Linked DNA regions of Mus musculus: all the other regions are linked to region 1. The links are chromatin loops, found by intact Hi-C in ENCODE. Cell type or tissue: heart. All regions are shown on one strand.

Evidence for each region. Hi-C counts contacts between places; a loop is a spot of excess contacts. Peaks named below come from ENCODE experiments on the same cell type or tissue, not always from the same donor. Only the 100,000 strongest peaks of a DNase experiment are listed, where the experiment ranks them.
Region 2: a loop joins it to region 1, with 2.8 times the contacts of the local background. A loop is called at or near these places in 6 of 42 quality-filtered maps.
Region 3: a loop joins it to region 1, with 2.6 times the contacts of the local background. A loop is called at or near these places in 2 of 42 quality-filtered maps.

What each region holds. Positions count from the first base shown.
Region 1 is chr3:148,984,825-148,992,824 of GRCm38, forward strand. It overlaps a transcript of Adgrl2 not described here. Among named protein-coding and RNA genes, the nearest start is that of Gm30827, 10 kb to the right of the region's middle. In heart, CTCF peaks have their summits at 3,020 and 5,754; DNase peaks (open chromatin) are centred at 2,987, 4,767, 5,447, 5,677 and 1 weaker place; H3K4me3 peaks cover 5,739 bases; H3K27ac peaks cover 5,125 bases.
Region 2 is chr3:148,725,136-148,733,135 of GRCm38, forward strand. No RefSeq gene overlaps it. Among named protein-coding and RNA genes, the nearest start is that of Adgrl2, 230 kb to the right of the region's middle. In heart, no CTCF peak of the experiment used is centred here; a DNase peak (open chromatin) is centred at 4,346; H3K27ac peaks cover 340 bases.
Region 3 is chr3:148,420,958-148,428,957 of GRCm38, forward strand. No RefSeq gene overlaps it. Among named protein-coding and RNA genes, the nearest start is that of Gm23131, 71 kb to the left of the region's middle. In heart, no CTCF peak of the experiment used is centred here; no DNase peak of the experiment used is centred here; H3K27me3 peaks cover 6,360 bases.

The DNA of each region.
Region 1 (8,000 bases):
CTATCTGCATTTCTAAATTCGTTTTCTGTTGCCAACACTTACTACCCTAGTGATTGAAAATGTCAGCTGAAGTGCTTCGACGGCACGTTAGTTTTTCTTTAAGTTGCCCAATTTTGTCATCGAAAAGCAGAGAAATCTTATTTGCACTGCATTTTACACCTTTAGAGATTTGCCAAATCCAAGATCATATAAAAGGAAGAACAATGCTTTCAAGACAATTTTTGAATGATCACTAATAGCTCTCAACGACGGTGTGTTTTCTCCATAATACTTTGTACTCAAAGCAGTTAGCCAAAATTAGGGTACAGAAGTCACAATCACAACCATTGACAGCCCCCCCCCCTCCAATTCTACAGTACTTCTTTGGCTACTGAACAAAGCAGGTTTTTAAAAAGCTATCGTAAAATGATCACTGGGTGAAGTCTCCATTGGAAAGGCACTAAAGAGTCTCATCTTGATCTGAAAACAATTACCACCCCATTAAACAAAAGACTAAAATATTTAGGCAATTAATGGTGGTGGGTTTTCGCCTCTTAAACTGGTACGTGAGAATTTATTTCCAGTATTAGGAGCTAGGACTTCTAACCATCAGTAAACAATCCTTCCTCCAAGATAAGAATGTCAGTTCCTGGTCAAAAACAAACATCACTGGTAAACCAGAGATTGGGGGGGGGGGAGGGAGTCTTACAATTTTCCAACCACTCAGTTTGTCTTTAAAAATCAATTTTGAAAACCTAATGTGATATAAATACAAGTAGTTTTCCCCAGAAGAAGAGTTCTCTCTTGACCTCTCTGCCCTCCACAAATGCCCCACAGACTAGTTTCTTATTTCTTTCTTCATTCAAGTTCTGAGCTGCTAAGAGAAATTCAGATAACACAGTGCTCTCCAGATGGGAGGAAATGAATAATCAAACCAACTAGGTGTTCTCACTGAAAAACAACTTTATGCTAAACAAAAAGGTGGCTAGTGTTTGATCAACTTTTAAAAATTAAAACAAAACTCTACCTAAATAGAATTACCTCTATTTAAAACAAGTCATAAAATTGGAGTCTGGCACTTAGAAATGTTTTCCAAACTGATACTCCTTTCAGAAGTTCTGTTAATAAAGCTCACGTGGGCTTTTAATTTTCAACAAGATCTACTTCCTTTTTCTTCCCTATTAATTTAGCAAGTATATTTAAAAAAAATAAAGTTTCCAATGTGTAGCAATGAGAGTCTTATCACAGAATAGCTATTGTTGTGTAGGCTAATTGAACGCCCTTCTAATTATAATAGAGCAAAGTGCGTCAGGTTTTAGAGAAAAACGTTAGGTTACACAGCGAGGCTTTCTCAGTGTTCCACGAAGGGCACCCCAAAAGATAGGCAACAGAGACTATCCTAAAACAAAAGGTCACCGTTTTCCTAGGAACAAACCATTTATCAATAGAAAATAATTGTCTTGCCATCTGCAAGGGATCCAGAGCAACAGACAAAGGTTTTTGGTTCACATAATTACAGAACAGTCAAAGTTCGGCCGCACAGCCTGATCCCTCCTTCCAGTTTGCACCCTTTACAATTCCCATTGCCCTTTGGGCCTCGGCTTGGAAGCAAAAAGGAAGACAGGCTGCAGTTTTCTCAATTGAGCTGAAGCTAAGAAACCTTTGATATGCTAATCGCCCCCTTCAAACGGTAAGAATTCACACTTGCATTAATTCAAACAATTTGTGCAGCTTGTGAAATGGCACCTCTTTTACAGCGGAGCAACAAAAGGGGAGATGCGAGCTGTCTGAAGGAACTCAACAACAGAGCATGCGTTTCTGGGGATTCCATCACGCACCAGTTTACTGGACGGTGCAGGGAGGTAAGACAAAGTTCGAAAACACAACCGAACTTAAGCAGATTTTCTTAGGAGTCTCTAAGGATATTCAGTAAGCATCAAAGGACACTACATTTATAGTTACCTTTGGCTAGGCTCGAGACAGTTCTATCCAACCTTGATGCTGTCACGGTCACCCCCAAAAAACTTCTGTATTTCTGTGGACGAATTAGTACCTCTTTAGCGCCTGCTTCTTAAGGTTACCCGCCATGGACCCTGACTTTGCAAGGGAACTCCCAGCAGGCAATCATTGCAAACGGGCGTGCCTTCCTTCAAGGTTAGAGCTAGAGGTATGCAGCGTCAATTTGGAGGGGCAGGCTCAAGACTTAGACTGCAGAGGGAGAAATGAATGAACCAACTGCTGGGAACGCGACACCTCTGGAGATGGGGAGCCAGCAAAGGGAACTAGCGCCGGGAAAATGCAGAAGATAAAGCAGCGGGGCAAGTGGGGGGGTGCACGGGGAGGGGGGGAGCTCCTTGGAAACCTGGAAACCTGGTCTTTGTAACAGCAACCATCTGGTTGGTGCTGAGGCTCAGGCGCGCCCAGGCTGCATGGAGAAGCTAAGCAGCCTGACACCTTTCGTGAAGCAGGAGGAAAACATTTCCTCCGTCTGAGTCTGAGAAAGCACGGTTTGTATCTGGAGGAACGGAATGAAGGGGCCAGGAAAGGGGGAAAGGGAGAAAAGAGGAAAGGAGGGAGGAGGAGGAGTCCCCGCACGCCAGGGAAGGGCTATGCTGGGCAGCGCAGGACGCTGCTTTTAGAGGACAGGCTGGACCGAGGGCTCCAAAACACCCAGGCACACGCACGAGCCTCGGCCTCTGCTCGCAGACAGTCCCGCACTCGCTAAGGCCTCCAGCCCTTTCTTCTAACCCAAACCCTGCAGTTCAACGAAAGGAAAAAACTTTGCTGGTCCCAAGTGCAAGAGTCCCGCATACTAGGGACTCCTTCTCGCTGAGGATCTCCCCCGTCCGTGTGGCGGAGTCTCGGATCCAGAAGCCCACGCCCGCGACCCCAAAGGTCCCCCTAGCCTCGCGCTCCTCCCACGACTCCTTCTCCCGGTTGCTTTCAACCTGAGGCTCGCGCCAGACCCAGCAGAATCCCCACCCCAAAGGCAGCCCGGAGCCCACGCCCCTTAACTTCTGCTGCAGGCCCAGCGCGGCCCGCTGCTGCCCTCTCACTGCGGGTCCGGGAGCTTCTCTGCCCTAGCTCTGGCCCGCCTAGTCCCAGGGCCCCGCCACCCTCGGGCTCTGCGCCCCGCTCCCCTGGCCCCGGCAGCCCACCGCCCCTGATCGAGGCCAGCCTCTGAACCCGCGCGGCCACATCTGGCTGTGTTTTGCTCTCAACCTCGCCTCTCAGCACTACCTGACCAACAAGAAACGACGGCCCGCAACAACTCATCCAAGCCCTCCCCCACTGCCCCCTTCCCAGGGACTCGCTCTCAGCCACAACCCAGGGACTAGTCCCCGCCAAGCCAGGGGCCCAACACCTGGAGCGGGACAACCTCGAGTACGCACTGGACAGTCCCATCCCCAGCTCTACTGCGTGAAGGACCAAGGGCACCTTCCGGTCCCTATTAAGATTTTTAAGAATCGCCCCCCCACCACCACCACCTTTAAAATAAAAAGCAGGGTTAGTCTGGAGCTGGGTCGCAGACCTGAGCTCCCGCCTTCTCGGTCCCCAGCAGCCAGCCTGATTCCCGAGAGCGTGACAATAGCCGCACGCGGCCCGGCTAGCCGGCTGCACCGCACAGAGTTCTGCGGATCGATGTCGGCGGGAAGGGTTGCGCACGAGTGGCCAGCGCGGGTCTGTCCCCGCGACACGGCCAACCTCCGAACCGTCAGCCCCATCGGGAGGTGCCCAGCAAACAGGTCTCCGAAGCCAACACACAGGCACATTGTTGGCGCTTACCTCGGTGTGCGAGCGCGCCCCGGGGGAGGGCCAATCTGGCGCGGGGAGCCGCGCGGGGACACGGGCGCGAAGGAAGGGCCGAGGCGACCGGCGCGGGGTGCTCCTGCTGGCTGAGCGCGCGCGGGGAGGCGGCGGCTGGCGGGCCGGACACGGCGCCGCGCGGCTCTTCGGCGTGTCCTCCGACTCGAGTCTCCACCGCCGTCAGCCGCCGAGTCCAGCCAAGCAGCCCAGCGGCCCGGGCGGCTGCCGGGGGGCTAAGTCAACATCTTCCCGCAGTTTCCCACACGCCGTTCCGCGACCCTGGGGGCTTTGCCCACACACGCGCGCGCCTACCGCTGCACGCTCCCTCCGGAGCCGGAAAAAAAAATCAAAAATCAAAACCAAAAGATGCGGGGGATGAGAGAGCAAGGCTGGCGGAGGTGCGCCGACTCCGGAGTCCCCTAGCCGCGGCGGGAGTACGGCCGCCGGGGAGCGAGGCCAAGTCCGTCAGTCAGTCCGGAGGAGCCCGGTGCGCGCGGGCAGCGGCGGCAGGACCTGCATCCGGCGCACGCGCCGCCCCTGCGGCCTGGGGCACGACTCTGCCGCCAGCCCTTCCTCACATGTCGGGTCTCCCGGGCTGGGGGGCGGGAGAGGGGGCGCCCGGCGGATGCAGGAGGTGAGGAACTCGGGTTCGGGGAGAGCGACGGGAGGAGCGAGGAGGAGCAGCGCCGCTGCACAGCCGCGGAGGGAGGCCGGTCCCCTCAACAATCGCTAAGAATCCTCCGGTAAGCTCCCGATGGCGCTCGGGCACCTCTGCGTGCGGGTGCGCGCGCGCGTGTGTGTGTGTGTGTGTGCAAGTGTGTGTGCCTGTGAGTGCGAGTGTGTGTGAGCGTGTGTGAGCCGGGAGAGAGTGAGAGCTAGAGAAGAGCAGGGAGAGCAGGGAGCGAGAGGCGGGGAGCCCGAAGTCCTGACACGGACTCAGCTAGGGCTGAACTGGAGTCACCTCCTGCCTCCTCCTCCTCCTCGTCGTCGTCAGTCCCCACCCCCAGCCCCCTCAGCCCAGGACTGCTAATCATATAAACATATGAGCGCGGACCGCGGCGCAGCATCCGTCTCTCCCTCCCTCGTTTGCCAGCCAAGAGGCTTGTGCAAACTCCAAAGAAGAGAGGCAGCTGAGTACAAAACGCGGAGCAGATAATCTAGAACTCATTGCGCCCAATGGCCATTTTCCACTCCATTGGAGCAGCTGCGGCAGCGGGGCGCCCGAGCGCAGGGAAGGAGCAGGAGGAGGAGGAGCAAAGGGGACACACTTACAAGCGATCTAGCCTTTCGGGTGGCGGTGGCGACGGCCGAGCAGCCGCCCCAAAACTGGCCGGCCGGGGCTCGGCCCGGTGGGGCGGCCGCAGGGCTTTCCGGGAGGCGCTGGTGGCGGTGGCGGTGGCGGCGGGGGACGCGCGCACGGCCGCGGAACGCGCCCCAGAGGCGCCCGCGCAGGCTCGCGCCCCTCCCCTCTCCTCCCCCTAGCAGTCGTCTGGCGTACCTTCCCCAAACACCCCCAGCCAGGTCCGGGGGTTCCTTATCCAGCATTCACCCTCTGCACCCCGCCCCCTCCCCTCCCCCGAACTCCACTCACTGCGCGCCCGCTGCACGCTCTGCAGCCCGGGCGCACACACGCACTTTCCAAACATCGCTTTTATTTTGGGATCCCGGTGCAGGAGGGGATCCGGGAGAGATCGCGTTCCGGCCACCGGGGGCCGGGCTTGGGGCCTGCAGCTTGAGACCCCGCTCCCTGTCCCTCTTCCCCTCCAGGCCCAGGAGCTCCCTCCTAGCTAGGACTGCGCCCAGGCGCTCTGGATGCTTGTTTTACCCACCCCGTCTCCAGGTTTTCTCTGCTCCGCGTGCCCCGAGCCGGAGGCCCCGAAACTTTTAGTTTCCGCAGCCCTCCTTTTGTGTGACTGCTCGCAGGAGAAAGGAGGTCTGTTCGCCGCGGCTGCCTCCGTCCGGCGGCGGCGCGCAGGGGACGCTCCAGGGCTAAGGCGTCTTTGATACCTGAGATTTCCGGCGCGCTCGTTAACGAAAGTTACATTTTTTTTTTTAATTGCGATGAGTTTTTCTTTGTAGTTACATAGAGCTAGCTAAACTTTGACTTTATTGACTATATTTCACAAGAGCGTTCTGTTTGTTTTTGATTAAACTCACCAGGATATGCAACGGAAGGAAAGGGGAAAGGAGACTGCAAGGCTTTGCTTACTAGAACAGTCACCGTCCGCTTAGGTCTGCTTCCCTCTTTTCCTTATATTGAAACCTCTCACGTCCTCTCGAAACCTGTCTCTGCCCCTCACTGCTGACAGTGTCAGCAAACGACAGAAACAAGCTGAAAGGACCAGACTACAACAGTATTATGCCAGGAGAAAATAAATAAATAAATAAACGTTTAAAAACTAGGTAAACATCTGCTGTCCAGGAGGCAAATAAATAAATAAATAAAATTTGTAATTTTTTTTAATTATAAGATTTCTGAGCAGAATGCAGTTTCTCAATGTGTTCCTGAACTACCGAGTGAGCTAATGAATGCAGCCATTTGTCTTCGAGAGGCTAATTCTCCCAGGTTTGAGACCTATGGAGAAGTGGGTGAAACTTGAGCTTGTTTGCTTTCAGAAACAATATGTACTTTTTTTTACTGCGGATAAGCTGCAGTCACCACACTTCGGAAATCATTCCAAACAATGTTATTAAAATGTCAACAGGAGATTGCTCCGAAGACTCGAAGATTCTGAATATCAATTAGCATTTGCATTTTGTCACAAAGCCAAATGTTTGCAGCACTAAAATCATTCAAATACTGGTCAAATGCGTTCTTGACTGGAGAAACCCCCGAAGTTAAATGTGCATATATCCAAATCACTGACACATTAGCATCTCAGATTAGAAAGAGATTCTCCTGTGACCCCGTTTCCTCTACTGGATGAAGGGTTCTGTTGGGGGGTCCCCATCCAAGAGTCTCTGTGTCTTAAAGGAAAGACACTCTTCACTTGGAGTTTCTTAGATACATCAGTTCAAATACCATCCATGCAGAGTTAAAATAGCCTGGGAAATACACACCTTTGCAGAGCTCGTGCAAAACATTACAGTGTGCTTTGATTTTCTACTAGTCAAAAGCTATACAAGGCACTGGTCCACCTAGGAAAGTTAAGTCAGCCTACTTAAAGTAGCTGAAAAGAAGGCAGACAAATGCTTTTCAGACATCAAAGAGCGTTAATATCACATTCTCCTCTTTTTAAAATAATGTTTTATTTGTGAGTGTAAAACACAGTATGTCAAACTACTAATAATTTGCATTTGCCAAAAAAATTTAGCCAGTTCTTTTGTTCAGCTTTGAAGGTTTTCATTCATCTGGCCTGATTCACAGGAAGCCCCAGTGAGTGCACAGACCCGTCTAATCCTATTTTCTTTGGGGAAGCAAAACTTAGCCTGAAGTTTTTATTTAGTGAGCTTAGAGAGTAATCAATAGACATTTTTGCCTGAATTAAGCTGGCCATATGTTGGCTCGTTTATTTAATTCTCTCAGAAAGAATCTCTCAAAGAAACCACTGTCTACATTTCATAGGTCTGATACTCTTTGATGCCCAAGACATAAAGTGAGTCACTCTCCACTATGTTTCTAAGGAGACAACATCACACACACACACACACACACACACACACACACACACACACACACACACTTAAAAGCAGGAAAACTTGCCAAAAGTGAGTTAACACTCTAGGGACTATAAAATGACCCATAAGAATTTCCAATCTTGATTCAATAGGGTGTGTATTTTCTATAGCTCAAAGGTTCAAAATGTTTTCACCCTAAGAATGTTAACTTGCTAACACACACACACACCTAGCAATGTATCTACACACACACATACACACACACACCTAGCAATGTATCTACTTTAAGATGTCTTAAATATTTAGGAATTTCAATCTTTCTTCTTCATATACCATACGAAAGAATTGTCAAGAACGATCAAGTCAATTGAAATGTTCAAGATGAAACTGTTAGCCAGAGCCCTGACATTAGAAGGGAACAGTAATGGGATACACTCCACAGAGCCTACTAGCATCCAGAAAACATAATGTACCTGATATTTCACGACTATTCAAAACACAATCTATAGCAACACAGGTGTGATGGTAGTAGAGAACCGTGAGTGAGGTGTTAGCGTCTACAGATGTGAGCAGCACCAGAAACCTGGAGCCTTCTT
Region 2 (8,000 bases), 260 kb before region 1:
CACAAAACAAGACATGGTAAAATTCTTGTGTTTGATTATTGATGAATTTAAAGTAATTTGTATGAACTACAATTCACTTAACTTTCATCCTAGATTGATTTTATGTTAGTGTGTTAAAATAGTGATCAAAACCAACTGGGGGAGAAAAGGGTTTATTTTAATTTACAGGTTATAATCCATCATCAAGTGAAGTCAGGATGAGAACTGAAGCAGGATTTCCTGGGGGCAGGAACTGGAGCAGTCTGTGGAGGAACACTCTTACTGACTCCCTCTCCTGTTGTGTAGATTGATTTCGCAACACAACCCAGAACAACTTGCTAGCACCAGCACCATCAACCATGGGCTAGCATGGGCTAGGCCCTGACACATCAATCACTAATAAAGAAAATGCCTATCAGATCTTCCTGCAGGCCAGCCTAACGGAGGTAATTCTTCAACTGAGGTTCCTTTTCTCCAGTGATAAATTGAGAAAACCTCACCAGCACAATGGTATCGTAGCCACGAGTTTACCCTTCTAGAGTCAGTACCATTTGGGAAAATGAAGCCCATAAATGAAACAAACTAAAGTCTCACGCTATAGCCAGCTTTACTCAGTGCATCAGACAGCACATAGTTTGGGATTAAGAAGAACTCATGGGTAATGTGTGCCCGATCACAAGGGCAAGCTGCATGTGTCAGGCAAGCCTTGTGTGACAAAAACATGTTCTCTCATCGAGCCATATGAACAAACGACTATCACCAATTATATCAAATAACCTGAAGCAAACCCACTCCTCTCCACTACACCTTGGAGGAATAGTATACATTCCAAGAACAATGCTGTGGATTTTTAAAAACTGAGGTCACGAGACTCTTTATTTTCTTGGAATATTCTCACAACCACTCAGAAGTCTCCTCACAGGGCTTCATTCTCCTGCTATGTTCTGATAGCCATGTAAAGTTTCTATGCTTGCTTCTTGTCCAGGAGTAATGTAAGATGTGAGCTGTTGACACATTTTGTGCACATGACCTTAGACAGCTTGGATCATTTAAAAACAAACCTCACTTTCTGTAATTGCAAAATAGCAGTGAATAGGAGTTAGAAAGCTGAGGCAGGGGGATTTCTTTGAGTTCAAGACCAGTGTGGGGGGTATGTAGTGAGTTGCAAGCAGTATGAGACACAACACAAAACCTTCTCTCAAAGAAAGGGGGAGGGAGAGGAGGAGGAATAAGAGGAAGAGGAGAAGGAGGAAGAAGAGGAGGAGGAGGAAGAGGAGAAGGAAGAGGAAGAAGAAAAAGAAGAGGAAAAGGAAGAAAGGAGTCAGAGAGAAGAAAAGAAGGGAGGGGGAAGGAAGGGAAAATATCTTTAAAACCATCATGTCTAGAGTAGAGGCTTCCAGGTAGGTCTCTATTGAGCCATTCTCGCTTGTATTGTCACAGACACGTCTGAGTATCTGAAAATTTTCTCTCCAAAGTGGCCAATTAGAGACAAGAGGGAAGCCCAGGCATGAGGCTGGCACACAGTTCTGATTGAGTGGAGTGAGAGAAGCTGGGCACTGAATTGATACAGGCTCACTAATTTCACTCAGACCACCTGCCTGGTTCAGATACAAGCCAGTGACCTAGACATGATGGGCTATTACCAGCCCTCTGCTGGCATTCCGAAATGACTGCAGAGGGGACACATTCGGAAACACAGGAAGCTGCAAGTGGCAGCAGAACAACAGAGAAGAGGTGATTTTCCAGGAGCATTCTGACACTCTTTACACCGCACACACACATACACACACACACACACAGGCTCAAGCATGTGGGTACGCACACATGTCATACACCCTCCGTATGCACAAAGTCACCAGGAGCTCTGTTGTGTGAATTAACAGGATTAATCACCCAAAACAAAACTTTTTCTAAGCTGTGACAATGTGCAGCATTACCGGGGGTGGAGCTCCTCTAAGCAGACTTTTTCACCACATTTCCTGAGGCACTGGAGTGAAAACTTCTGAATGCAACAATCACTTCCTAATTTGCTCTTTTCCTGTCAGACACGTGTGCAACCGTTTTGTTTTTCCTCTGAGACAGCTCATATTATATGGAGGGAAAGGAGGGAAGGAAGGCACAGTGACCCTGGAACCGACAAACACTTCTGATCGGACAAACACTTCTGAGAACAGGGACACCAATCCCAAACCTCAGGCAATTCACAGCCTCTGTCTTCGCTTTCTTCTCTCATTTCTCATGCACTCACAATATTATAAAGGGAAATCTCAATCTCTCTCCCCTCTCTCTCTCTCTCTCTCTCTCTCTCTCTCTCTCTCTCCTTTTATTTTAAATTATTGTCATTGTCCCCTGTGTATGCATCACTGTTTCAGATGACAATACACCAGTAAGTTTGATATTTTAATGGATATAATAACTGTAATAAAGAAAGGAAACCTCATAGTCACATGCAGAACATACGTTCTTTTTGGACACTAACAACAAACTGAATTATAGCAGGCGACATAGTTCTATATAGGGGAATTCTATATTCATTTGCCATTGAAAGTGGCTGGAAAGACAACTCTGAAATAAACGGAGGAGGCTACTGACATGTCCAAGGAATAGGCCATGCATTGCATTTCTCTGAGGCTACACCCTCGACATGCACAATTCTTTTTCTCAGTCTCTCAGGCTCTTCCTTTAGGGTCATTTACTCTAAAGTTTACCCTCAAAAACTTCACACTGCTACCTCTGGCTGTACCAAATCCTACAGGCTGGGGCCACATGTCAATTTTTTTTCTTAACTGAAAAAAAATGGCCCCCATACATAATATATCCTGATTCTGGGGTTCTCTCCATCTACTTCTCCTAGTTCCTCCCCACCTCCCCTCCCATCCAGATCCACCCCTCTCTGTTTCTCATTAGAAAACCAACAGGCTTCTATAGGATAGTGATAAAATAAAGTAAAACAAAGCCCAACACACTGGAATTGGACAAAGCAAACTGAAAAGTGTCCAAGAGACAGGCACACAAAATAGAGACCCACTCACGTGTGCATTCCAGAATCCCATAAAAATGCTCAATTGGAAGCCATAATATATATGCAAAGGACCTGTAGAATATAAAGAGCGAATAAAAATATAAATAAAATAAAATTACAATAAAGAAAAGATGAAACCACAACAGAAATAAGAGCCTCAACCTGGCAGCATGAGACACGAGCCTCTAGAGATGTTACTGCGTACATTTCCCGTTAGCCATCCACTGTTGGGTTTGCAGTCCACCCTGAAGAACAGCCTGTATGCCCAGTGAGATCTCCTTGGAGGAAGTTAAATTTCTACTTGCAAGTTGTTATCAGTTGGAGATAGTTTTGGGGTTAGGTTTGGGGGCATGTGTCCACTTCTTTCAGTTCTAGCACCCCATCTGGTATAGGCAGGGCCCCGATTTTAATATGCATATAATTTCACTTTGGTTGATGAATGATTCCAGCATGGCTAAACAGCAGGAAGGGGCAGGATGGAAAACTCTCTTGTTCGTTCTCCCACTTGGAGGTGGTTACTTTTTAAGGGACTGGTACTGGACACTGTAGGAGTGCCTCTTTTCATACACCCTAAAGCACTCCACGGGCCCCAGGAGTCACTAAGGCTAGTGGGTTTTAATAGTTATAGATCTTAAATGGAGGGTTAGAAAGTGTTTCTTTTCATTACAATTACAACAAGGAATTAACCCCAAGGGTATCCACTTAATTTCATAATATATAGACTGGAACGCTAATGTGGCCTCTCTACAGGGCAATAAAGAAGCAACTGGCCCTTCTCTCCCCAGGGTGGGTTTCTATAAAATGTCTCTCTCTCTCTCTCTCTCTCTCTCTCTCTCTCTCTCTCTCTCTCTCTCTCACACACACACACACACACACACACACACCACATTAAATGAAGATGATTTAAAGTTAACAAGCTCCATAATATGCCCAGCTTGGGTGCCTGGTGTGAACCACTCTGCACAGGCAGTGAGCCTGGTTTGAGAGACCCTTCACGGGCACTGAGCCCTGAGGCTGCTTCTTGCAGTGGGAGCTCACACCCAGCCGGCACTTGTCTCTGCATCCCTTCAGTGACACACAGAGAAGGAAAGATCATTTACAATTAAACCCAGAAAGTCACCAGGATGACAGAGAGGCATGGAGCGGGACTTGTTAATTGTCTCAGTGCTGAGATGAGACCAGTAGTGCATGCTGGCCAAGGCTGGTCACGTGATCTTAACTCTGCACTCTGCCACAGACCTCAGCTTGCTTGTGGGAACTCACTTCACAGTGACAGGAACCCGGGGCAACACCAGGGTTAGGGCTGCCATCTCCGGGCTCCAAGTGTCTGAAGCCACTTCCTGGCAAAGATTTGATAGCCACGATTCCTCCCGTTAGCCCCAGCCATTAGAGGCATTTTTATTTCCCAGTGCTTTCATGATGTTGGATCAAGGTCTGCAGGACAAATGAGAGGAAGGACACTATTTCAGAAACACAGCTTCAGACGGAGGGGGTCTAGGGACATCAGGAGAGGAGAATGGCAATTCAATAAAGCACAACTCTTCCAGAAGAAGGTTGTTCCCGTATATTAGACATTTCCAACATCGCTGTAACATTTGACCTGCTCCAGGCCTCCCGCCAGCCATACCCTGGGACTCATTTCTTCCTTGCTGCTGAAAGTGTCAGTGAAGTAGAAATCTGCAGACTTCCCAGTCAACTGGGGGAAAACTAATGATCCAAAGAGAAGAAATAGCCAGTCCCCCAACTCATTTGTTCACATCTATCATGCAGATCTCTTTTCCAGAGTCAGATAAGGTTGTATATAAAAGCCACAAAAGAGCTCTGGCTTCGGTGAAAAGTGCCCTTTTATAAATCAAAGTTCCCAGTCTCCCTCCTGAGATAGGAAGCAGTGGCTTGAAGCAGATGTCAAGAGGGCTGTAACAGAGCGTCAGAGATGGGGAGTCTCTAGGGAAGACCAGGGCAGACACATATCATGAGAGAAAGCTGAGAAAGTTCAGAGTCTTCTCTGACCGACTCAGAGCTACAGAAACCAGTTCTAGAAGAGGTCGGTATTGTTCTCAAGACCCAAGAAGCACAAAGGGAAGGGACAAAGGACAGAAGCAGGAATACATAGAAAGCCAGTAGGGCATGGGGCGACTGTGTATGTGGCTTAGCAAGTGAGCTTCTAGTCAGGCAAAGAACCACATCTTTGCAATTGCAGGAGTCCTGCAGGAAAGAAACCCGAGCGATAAATATTTGGCTCATTGGCCATACTGCCTTCTTCCTTCCTTATTACTCTTCATAAAATACCATGTCTCTACACAGTCAGATCCATGAGCACACAAAACTTTGACTCATTAGAAAGTGTGCCCATTTCAAAATAACTCTTAAAGTCTCCTTCCCCATAACTTTGTGGTTTTTATAGACTCGTGATCTGTGGGACTTGAAGTATTTAAAACACATACACACCCCTACTTGTTTTAGTTTCTCTAAATCTGACACACCCAAAGTGCCTCTTGCCTTTAGCAATTATAATTAAAAAGAATAAGCTCACCTGTGTAGAAATTTCTCATCTCTTTCTTTAAATCTTCTTGCACTGAAAACTGTCAGTGTTCCTTATTTTATTTATATATTACCTGGAAAATGAGTACAAAACAATCTTCTAGTTATAATTATATGAGACATACACCATACAGTGTCAATTTTCTGAATTTTCCCTTGGCATTATCTAATTGACTATCATATCAAATATCAGCTTATCTAATAACAAGGAATTTAATCTTTATAACCAACCCAGAGAACATCTAAATTTGGTATACCAGACGATTTTTCTCTGGTAGATTATTTTAAGAGGTGTTTAGCTAAACTAATCTTAAATAGCAAATTTTCACATTGTTCAAGTAACATATGACTTTAGCTTGCTGGTATTTTATCACGGCAAAGAGGTTCAAATTTATTCATATCAAAACATACTGAGTAAAATTTCTCAAATATCTACTACTGTTTATTTTGTTTATACAGTGTTTGCTTTTTCAGCCTTCTTAGACACATTAATCTTTTTGATATCTGATAAAACATCACACTGTTTGATATGCTCAATTTCACTTTGTTGAGGGTTAGCTTACATTCTGCCAAAATGTGAATTTAATAATTCTTCAATGATAGAAAAGTGTGTTATTTCATAAATAAATTAGACAAAGCCATGCTTCACCCACTCCCTTCCTCAATGACAGGTAGAAGCTACTTCAAAGATGAGATTCACACAATGCATACATGTGCCTCAAAAAGATCTTTCCAGTCATCAACACTGCTAGATTACCAAAGGAGTATAAAAGTCTTTTTTTTTTCCTACTATTGTGGATTCTGGACTACTGTGCAAATCAGAAGTAGTCCCCTAGTAACTTCTTGAAGTGATGCTATTACTGCCTAATGACCCTGGAGACAGTGGCCCAAAACTGAGAGGAGCTGTTTCTCTCAGAAAACCATTTCTAGGGCTGCAATGTTCTTGCAGTCGTTGTGTGTTTCGGTTTCGGGTCTTTGTGGAGTTATTCTGTGGTTTATTTTATTTTCCCAAGGAGGCTCTCTTTGTCCATCCTTACTACTGTTTCCTTTGAGACAAGTCAAATACACAGAAAGGCCCTTAGGTAAGAGTCTTGGTCTCTGGACTGGAAAGGGAGGTTAAAGAGACTTGATGAGGAAGTGGTACTGAAGTCTATTGAGTTACCTAAACAGTCAATGAAGGCGGAGAAGAGGAAAGGGAAGGAAAGCAGGGTCCATGGTGAAGGACAAAGTTCAAGGTCAGTACCACCCTACATTCTAACTGAAGCAGATACTTCAAAGACTATGATGATCAACCCTGCTAATACTCCTGATGGTTTAGGGCTATAAAACTAGCCGGAAACTTTATCGGTGCTGCAGTTATCAGGGACTTTGATAAGAGAGCTTCTGGGAGGGGGACAGGGAAAGCTTGGTTAGCCTGCCTCCGAAAGAGAAAGAAGACACAGCAAACAAAGGCAAGAAAATCCCAATGTAAAAAAGCAGAGGTTAAGTGATGTTGCACCCAGAGAGGGTTTTGATGTGGATGGGATAGTGTGTGTGTGTGTGTGTGTGTGTGTGTGTGTGTGTGTGTGTGTGTGTGTGTGTTAGATGTATGCACATGTGTGTAAGTGTGCTTGCGTCTGTGTACAGTGAGGTTCAAAGAGACTGTCAGTACCCTCTACCTCTCTCCCCCATACTCGCTGTAGACAGGCCCTTTTACTGAACCTAGAGTTAGGCTCCTATCCAGCAAGCCCCTCCTATCTCTGCCTCCCATGGCACTGAGGTAACAGGTACATGAGTACAGCTGACCTTTACACGGGTTCAGAGGATTTGAATGCAGGTCTCTATGGTCATGTAGCAAACACTCTTAGTTACTGAGCCGTATCTGCCGCTCAAATATTATCAGAATCTTTATTTTATTTCTAATGCATATGCATGTGTATCTGTGTGCATGTACGTGCGCCACATGCATACAATAGCCTTAAGAGGTCAGAAGAATCTCAGATCCCCTGGGCCTGGAATTATAGATGGTTGTGAGCTTCCTTGTGGTTGCTCACAACCAAGCCTAGGACCTCTGCAAGAGCAATAAGTGCTGCAAGCCACTGAGCCAGCTCTCCAGCGCCTTTAGTATGTTTCAAGGATAGAAACAAATAGTCTACTTGCTTATCAGTGTGACTAAAGTATAAAAGTGAAAGCTCTGTTTTTGCAGGAAGATGGGGAGAGAATCATGTGGCGACAAGTGTAGGAAGTTACCAGTGGCACTGGCTGGAGTCAGGGCTGGCAAGGTAGACAGCCTGATTCTATCAGTGAAACCAGTTCTCAGAAAGAATCCTTGCCCCTGCAGTCCAGGCATTTCCCCATGGGCAGAGTCTTCCAAAGCCCTCCTTGACTCTCATTGCATACTTTGTTACTTGGCTCCAGTATTTATCTCCCAATTAACACCATAGACCTGGCCTTTCTTTTCTAGTACTATAACCTTAAT
Region 3 (8,000 bases), 560 kb before region 1:
TAGCAGTGCTCAGCCTGGCTGGTGTAGCAGTGCTCAGCCTGGCTGGTGTAGCAGTGCTCAGCCTGGCTGGTGTAGCAGTGCTCAGCCTGGCTGGTGTAGCAGTGCTCAGCAGACAGAAAAAGTGCTCCTCATAAAGAGCTGGTTCCCAAGATTAGCTGTTTTGGCAAATTGTGGGTTCCGATGAGGCCTCTTGCTTCAGTACGTTGAATGGAAAGTGATCCAGGAAGACACTCTATGGCTTTGATCTCACTCTTGGGTCTCACTTGGTCACACACATGTAACTCTACACACACCTGTGTACTCCCAGCACATACAAACATACACATACATACACACTAACAAAATATAGAACAGACAAAAAACTCATAAGAAAGAAAGAAAAGCAAGCCTAGGCTAAAAATGAAGAAACCATTTATCCAAATAAGTATAACACAATATGATAAACACCATTACACCAACTTGAGTGTGTAAAGCGTGTATCCTGTGGCAGGTCTTTGCAGGTATATTACTTAATTCCATTTCATTCTGATAACAAAACTATTTCATTGGTAAGGTATTATGCCTGGCACCATCAATTAAGATAACAATAAGTGGAGAGACATGAGGAGGCTGTAACTTTGCCACAGTAGGCAAACATGCTGGAAGAGAAATTGCAAACTGTTTCCGTGTGTGAGCACCTGCCATCGTGTGTGGCTTGGCCTTTCTCTCAAAACTTCAGAGAAACTATTCAGGAAACACTTTATTTTCAAATACTTTCATTCTTAAAGACTTTATTTTACTCTTCAAAGAGGAAATAAGCCAGACTTAGTAGTGTATATCATAGAATTGCAGCTACAGGGAGGGGGGGGGGATCTGAGGCAAGAGAATTATAGGCTAAGTGCTACCTAGGCCACAGGTAGAATCAAGACTAACCTGACTATTATAAAGATCCTATTTCAAAATGACAGAAATGAAAAGGGGCTCAGATACAGCTCAGGGTTAGTTTAAGTTTGAGGCCTAAATGGCTTCTCAGACATCCTAGAACAACATAGAAAACTGACTAGTGACCTTGACTTAAGGAAGAAAGAGAATTAGAGAGTTGAACAGTGCTATGGGATAGGATGAAGGAAGGAGTCATATAAACTCCAGGAACTTCTTCATATCAAGAGAAGAACCCAGGGGCCACAGAGCAATGGCTCTCACTGTCTGATGCCAAGAGCGGTGGCAATGGGGATAATGCAGAAGGACCAGGCTGGCCCACTGTTCAGAAAGTGCACATAAGCCAGTCTAAGGCAGCCTCAGTGAGTGTGCCAGGGAAAGGAAAGAATCAGATGGTTATAAATGGATGCTTCTTAACCCGGAAGAAAATCTACAGCTGACTATTTTGGGTAAGGCTACATTTTCAAGCTGCAGTCACAGGAGCCACATTCCCCCAAGAACAGCTGCACTCTGAATAGGTTGAGACAGCCTCTCCCATTTCAAGTGGCATATCTTGCTGTCACTCGTGAGCACTTCAGAGGTAGGCAATGTATTATTGTCTGTGCTATGGGTGGCCTCAGTCCTCACTAACAAAATAACAAGAAGGACAAGGTCCCTCAACAAGTGTGGTTCCTCAGGGGACACCTGGCAGCTTGTCACACTATCAAACCCTTGTTGGAAGTCATTGTAGCTAACTAGCTCTTGTACCCAAAGGCACTGAAAAAAGCTTCGGTTTTCTTTAATAATACTGAGTGTTTTTGTAGCAGTTTCTAATCTTTAATTAGTTAACCTGAGCCCCGTTCCTGTGAGATAGGTAAGGATAATCGTCCTCATTTTACAGATGAGAAAACAAACACTCAGAGGTTAAGTGACTTTGACAGGGTTATTTAGTGAGCTGTGGAGGCAGAGCCAAAGTACAGACAACTTGCAGACCTGGAGAAACAAACGGCCTTTGCCTTCAGCACGTAACCAGTACAATTCCAATAATGTTTAAGCAATCCATATGATGTCATTGTTTTCCTTTTTATCTAGATGACTTCCAAACCCTTACACTCTGGCCACTGAGTCATCAGTTACTGATGGTAAGTGACTAATGGCAATATATGTTGTTATTGGCTATAGCCAGAGCAGAACTGGCAAGAGAGTAGGTAAAGAGGATTAAGAACTACCATAAAACCTCCCTTCCAATTAGAATAGAATTTATTTTAATAGCCTTACATAAGGTAAATAGCTTTTAAGAGCTGGAAGTTCAACCAAGGCAAGCGTCAAACATTTTGGAGCAAATTGAGATGAACTTCACCATGGAAACAAATGATCAATGACCTTCCCCAAATATTATAGACAACTATTTGCTAAAAGTGACCAAGACGCTAGTGGATTCTGTACACTTCAAAATCATTTGTTAGGAATGAACTTTAATATGAAATTTAAGTTCATATAGAGTTCATGATTAAGATATATTGAAATCAATGATTATACCCCCAAATTGAACCTGTCTCAAACAACAATAAAACCCTCAAAATTATGATTCGACTCCATCTCATCTACCCTCCTTCCAAGTTGTGCTACAAGAATTATTTCATGCATTACTAGAATTATTTCAGGAGCCAAACTGTCAGAAGGGTTGTGAAACCACAACTTCTTATCAACATCAATAGACCTTCCCAAGCTGTGGTACTATTTCACAACTGCAGTGTCTCACCATCCAGATAGGCACCTAGACACTGAGGATATTTGATGGGCATTCAAGAGACAAGAAGATTACATTTATTTGGCTTGTGCAAAAATTGTTATTAAATTTCTGTGTTCAGGAGGGGTATTCATATGGGGTACAGGTGGACTGCATGTTAAGGGGGGTCCTTCTCTATCTTGAAACTCTATTTTTCTGAGACACTGTCTTTCACTGAAGCTCAAGTTTTCCAGTTTGCCTAGGTTGAATAGCTGGTGAGCTCCAAGGATCTGTCTGCCCCAGCACTGGCATTAAAGACCTCTAGCTGCTGTGCTTGGATTCTTATGTGGGTGCTTGGAACTCTGGCATGGCAGCTACCTTAACCCTCTCCTTAGCCTCCTAAGGTGTGTGTGTGTGTGTGTTTATTTGTATGTATGTGTATTTATGTGTGTGCATGTGTGTGTGTTTTTGTGTTTGTGTGTATGCGTGTGTTTGTGTGTGTGCATGTGTGTATGTGTATGTGTGTGTGTGTGTGTGTGTGTGTGTGTGTGTGTGTGTGTGTTACAGACTTCTCAATCTAAACCTGGCCCTTGGAGCACTTGGTCTCCTGGGAAAGATTTCAGGATGATAAAGAAGGAAGGCATTCCCTATAAGTAGCACAATTCAATTATATAATGAGTGCATTTTTAATTGCATGTGGTTTTTTCCCCCCTCCTATGTAAAGTGTAATTTTAAATTCAAATGTAGCTGTCTCACAGTCTCAATAGTCCCTTGCATAATTGGACTTAATTCCCAAGCACGAAAGATCAACTTCAATAGCGCTTGAAGTTTCCTCTACAACACAGCAGAAAGTGAGCATCTTCTACTGAGTTGCGAGATAATTTCGAGATTCCCTGTATATTTTCCGTGGAAATTCACCTTTTATTTTCCTCCAGTCCTGGTCACCTTCCTACACTTCTTTTCTGCACTTTTCCAGGCCGCTGAACATCTCTTCTCGATGGTCCCGCCCCCTCGGGCTACACTCCCTGCTCATTTAGGCTCTTAATTTTCCCTCTGGAGCGTAGTTCAACCTTCTGTTGACTTTTTCCACACAAATTCTCACCCACCAACTCAACAAATCGTTAGACCTTTCTCTAGAACCAATTTCCTTGCAAGATACAAGAGAAAGCGACTGTAAATATTTGCCATTCAATTTGCCCCGTAAAAATCGAAGGGATAAAAGCAAAAATCTAGAGGCTGCATAAAAAGCAAATGGGAGATGCGAGCAAGGAGTGTTAACTCTGATACATGTACGGCTGGCAAAGGTAGGCCGACTGATAAAAGTCCCAGGAACGGAGAAATTTAAAAGCCACGGTAGAAGCCTAGGGATTTGCCTCTGTGAAATCAAAAAAACAGAACGGAAACCGATCAGATATCATAGCAGGAGACACGCCTCCACACAGCAGGGTGGTGCTTTCCCGGTAGGGGGTCCAGCTCCGTACCTGCCTCCGAGAATCCGTGTTCACAATCAATCTCTATTGAGCAGGGACAATTCCAGGCTGCCATGTGAATCTTTGAAAGCTACTAAAGAAAATCTCCACAGAGAGACATATTGCCGCCCCACAACCCTGACAGTCCAAAGGAAGGTCACAGGCTTCCCAAGGGAGGGTCACCCATGACCAAAGCTTCAGTTGGAGTTTTTCTCACCCCTGCAAGGAAACCCTCCTGGTTTCAGAGTGCTTCAGGAAATCTAAGGCAAGGAACATTTATATAAACATTAGAAAGACACTAGTCTACCAGGGGTGGGGTAAGAAAAGAAGTGATTGCTACTCAGATGTTGTAAGAGGTCAAAAGTTAGATGCCTGAGTTCTGAAACGGTGTGGGGGCCCGATAATTGCTTATGGATGTGGTGTCCGAGGGGTCTGGGGAGAAATGAAGCCATGGCCCTCAGGATCTCCTCCTCCACTTCGCAATCAAAGGGAGAAATGGGCTGGCGTCCACTGAGGTCCTGGCAGAACAAAGATGACTACAGTGCTGAGAGGCAGCTCCTCTGAAGGCAGCATCTCAGCGGCAGAGAGGCAGGAGCAGGCTCACTGCTGAAGAAAGGGAAGAGAACAGTACAGCTAAAGAATGTGAAATGAAGGGTGGGGTAGGAAAGGAAGAGCGGATCTGCTGAGCAAGCAGGCCCCCGCTGTGCCAGGTCGGTAGCCACCTATGATCAAGTATCACAAAATAGTAACTAAGCGAAGCTGGAAACCGTATCAGAAACACATCCAATTAGGCCTGTACTGAAGACATTTCTCTGAAACCCCCAAATACAGAGCAAACCATTCAGAGTGAGAAATGGCCAGCACAGTGAAGAAAGAGCTAAAAACCAGGGTGTCCACACCGGGAAAAGCCAGGGCGTCTACACCGGGAACAACAGAAGGGAAAATACAAGCAAGCAAGCAGTCTGTTCAGAAATTTTAGGCCTGTCACCATCCCCTGAGCATCGACGCCACACGGAGGCCAGCTGTGTAGGAAGAGATGCCTAAGGAATCCCACTCCAGGGTGGAGCCTGACGCCTTGCCTGATACCCATCTCTCACATGGTGCTGACACTGCTGGTTTGTGACCCACACTCTGCCTGGCACCAATCTGATGTATGTAGCCATTTCATCCTTCAAGCTCAGGTTGTCACAAACAACGCTTTGCTGAGCTATCTCTCACCAATCTTGATTGCCCCTTCCAATCTCAGTTTCTCTTCAAGTGGTTTTAACGGAGCCTTAATTTTCCAGCGTGTTTTTTTTTTTTTTAATGACACACACTCATCACTGTGGGTGAGGCCCCCTAATTACACAATTAAAGCTTTAAACCCTTTGAAGTCCTAATTCACTAAGAGCTTCACGCCAGTGTCCTTGCGCTTTTTAAAACCCTTGTGATACCGACCAAATCCAGCAGAAGCCGCTCCGGCAATCTATAGTCAATTCACACTTGCCCCAGATAGTAATTATAGAAAACTTATGACTTTTCTATTTGTAAAGGCTGAAGTTTTTGAGGAAATAAGCAGCTTCAAATGTCAAGCATTCACCAGAGCCTCCTCCTCAGACAGGGAGGATGCTACAGCTGTGGCTGAGAGTGCCAGCTCTCTGGTATTAGAAAAGGGATTTAGTTAGACCAGGCTTGAATTGACCTGCGGGGCTAAGAGTGGTTTGTTCAGTTGGCTTCTCCTGCAGGAGGGAAAACATTTTGACCTTGTATCTGCCAGAGACTTTTTAGTCTCCAGTCTGACCTGTTTCCTGCCTACTGAAAAATCAAATGCATAAAGAAATTACTTGTCTTGCTTTTCCACTCACAAATAGAAACAGTGACTTCTCATTAGTTCCTAAAGAAATGACCTGCTCTGGCAGACGGAGACAGAGGCTTAAAGGAGGCTCATCTCATCTGGTAAGGGGACAGTAAGGTAACTGATAGTGACGTCCCTACTCGTTCCTCACTTACCAGTTCGTTCCCGTCCCTTTATTCTTTTGGGGTGTGTTCCTCCTTCCAAAGGGGCACCACAAGGTTCAAGTTGAGGCTCGTCACCCTCCTCATCACAAATTGATTCAACACCATTAAGTGCAATCATGCTGGATTATCTTCATTATCTTGGGTGGCCCAGATAATGGGCCATGTTTCTCTCTCTCTCTCTCTCTCTCTCTCTCTCTCTCTCTCTCTCTCTCTCCCTCCCCTCCCCCTTCCCCTTTTCCTCTCCTTCTCCCTCCCACTTTCCAAGATAAGAGGAGCCTGCTACCTCACCATATCCTTTTCCCTATCTGTGAATATAAAAGTTTACATTCTCTTTCTAACCTGTCCCACCCTCCCCTGCCCCCTTTCCTAGCACTATGTGTCTCCAGTTTCCTTCTCTTGCCTCTTCCCTATACTCCTTGCCAGTGACTGGCTGCTGCTCCCCACCTGAAAATGAGCTGGCAAGGAAAACTGACATTGGACAGTATTCTACATCTCACTGTGGCACGCATATGAAGAAATTGCTTTCTGACAAATACCCCTGCACTAGACTGTCCTATTAACTATCTAAGTGAGCACAGGTGAGTATTCCTTATCAAAGGCCCACCTACCGTAATTATTGCTAAGTATGCCTTCACTGAAAAGATCCCGGCTGTGATAGCCAAGGGTCATGTTCAAGTCTCTCCGGTTATAAATGAAAATGTCCACATAGCAATAGCTCCCAGGAGGGAAGAGAGTGTGCAAGTGCAGCAGGGAGTTACAGCTCCACTGTAGAGGCCTTTCCTTAGATAAATGATGTACTGTTGCTTCAAACATCATTTTATTTCTTAATTGGTAGCACATACTTCTTTGCTGGATAAATGGAACAGACTAGGTATGGCATCATCCTTAATTAATTGGTATGCTAGCTACTTAAGAGGGCACACACCACTTGTGTTGTTAAACAGTGCCATGTCAGATTTAATGGATGTCATTATGGGGTTCCTCGGGGATCAATCCGTGGACCATTGTTATTTATGCTCGTTGTAAACGAGCTGACATGGCAGTGTTCAGAGCATAGTGAGGATCTTTATGCTTCAGGTAACAGGCCTGAAGGGGGAGTGCCCTGACACCCAGTGAACTTGGAGGCTTTCCTGCTCCAGGTTTCTTTGGCTCCCAGTTGAATTGTTTGAAATAAGTCAAAGACAGATATTTGGACATTGTGTAGTAATTCTCCAAAACTGTGCACAGGAAGATAGATAGGTAGGTAAGTAGATAGATAGATAGATAGATAGATAGATAGATAGATAGATAGATAGATGATAGACAGACAGACAGACAGACAGACAGACCAGGATATTCCTATCATTTAAGACAACTCCAGGGAAGGGTCTGTCTTTGTTTTGGTAAATGTATTTACATATAAAATCCCATAAAAACAGATTGTATTCCAGAGATAATTTAGAATAATTTACTTCTGAAACGTCTAGATAAGTTACAGCGATGCGAGTCACAGGGAGCGAAGGAGCCCCGTCAATCTTAGTTGAGAATTTGTTTCTTCTTAAGCATTATCTCTGGACCTCCTAGGTTTGCAAGAGGAAGATTTACCTTGAATTCTCAGTGCGCCTTGAGCTACGTGAGCAGTGACCAAACTGAGGGCAGGGTTGTGCAGCCTCAAGTGTTTATGGAATAGCTGTGTCTGTCTACGGTACAAGGGAGGCAGAGGAGGGAGTAGAGGGTCAAGATGGAGGTACAAAGTGAGGATAAGATCGATCACAGGCAACGATGGAGACTGGGTCTCCCAGAGGCTGCTGAGAAACACAGCAGTCTTGGAACAAGTAGACCTCGTAAAGGACTTTGAGAATCAGCCACACTACGCTGAAGTCACTGAGATACCACCATGCCCAGGAGACCAATATTTGTAAAGTCAC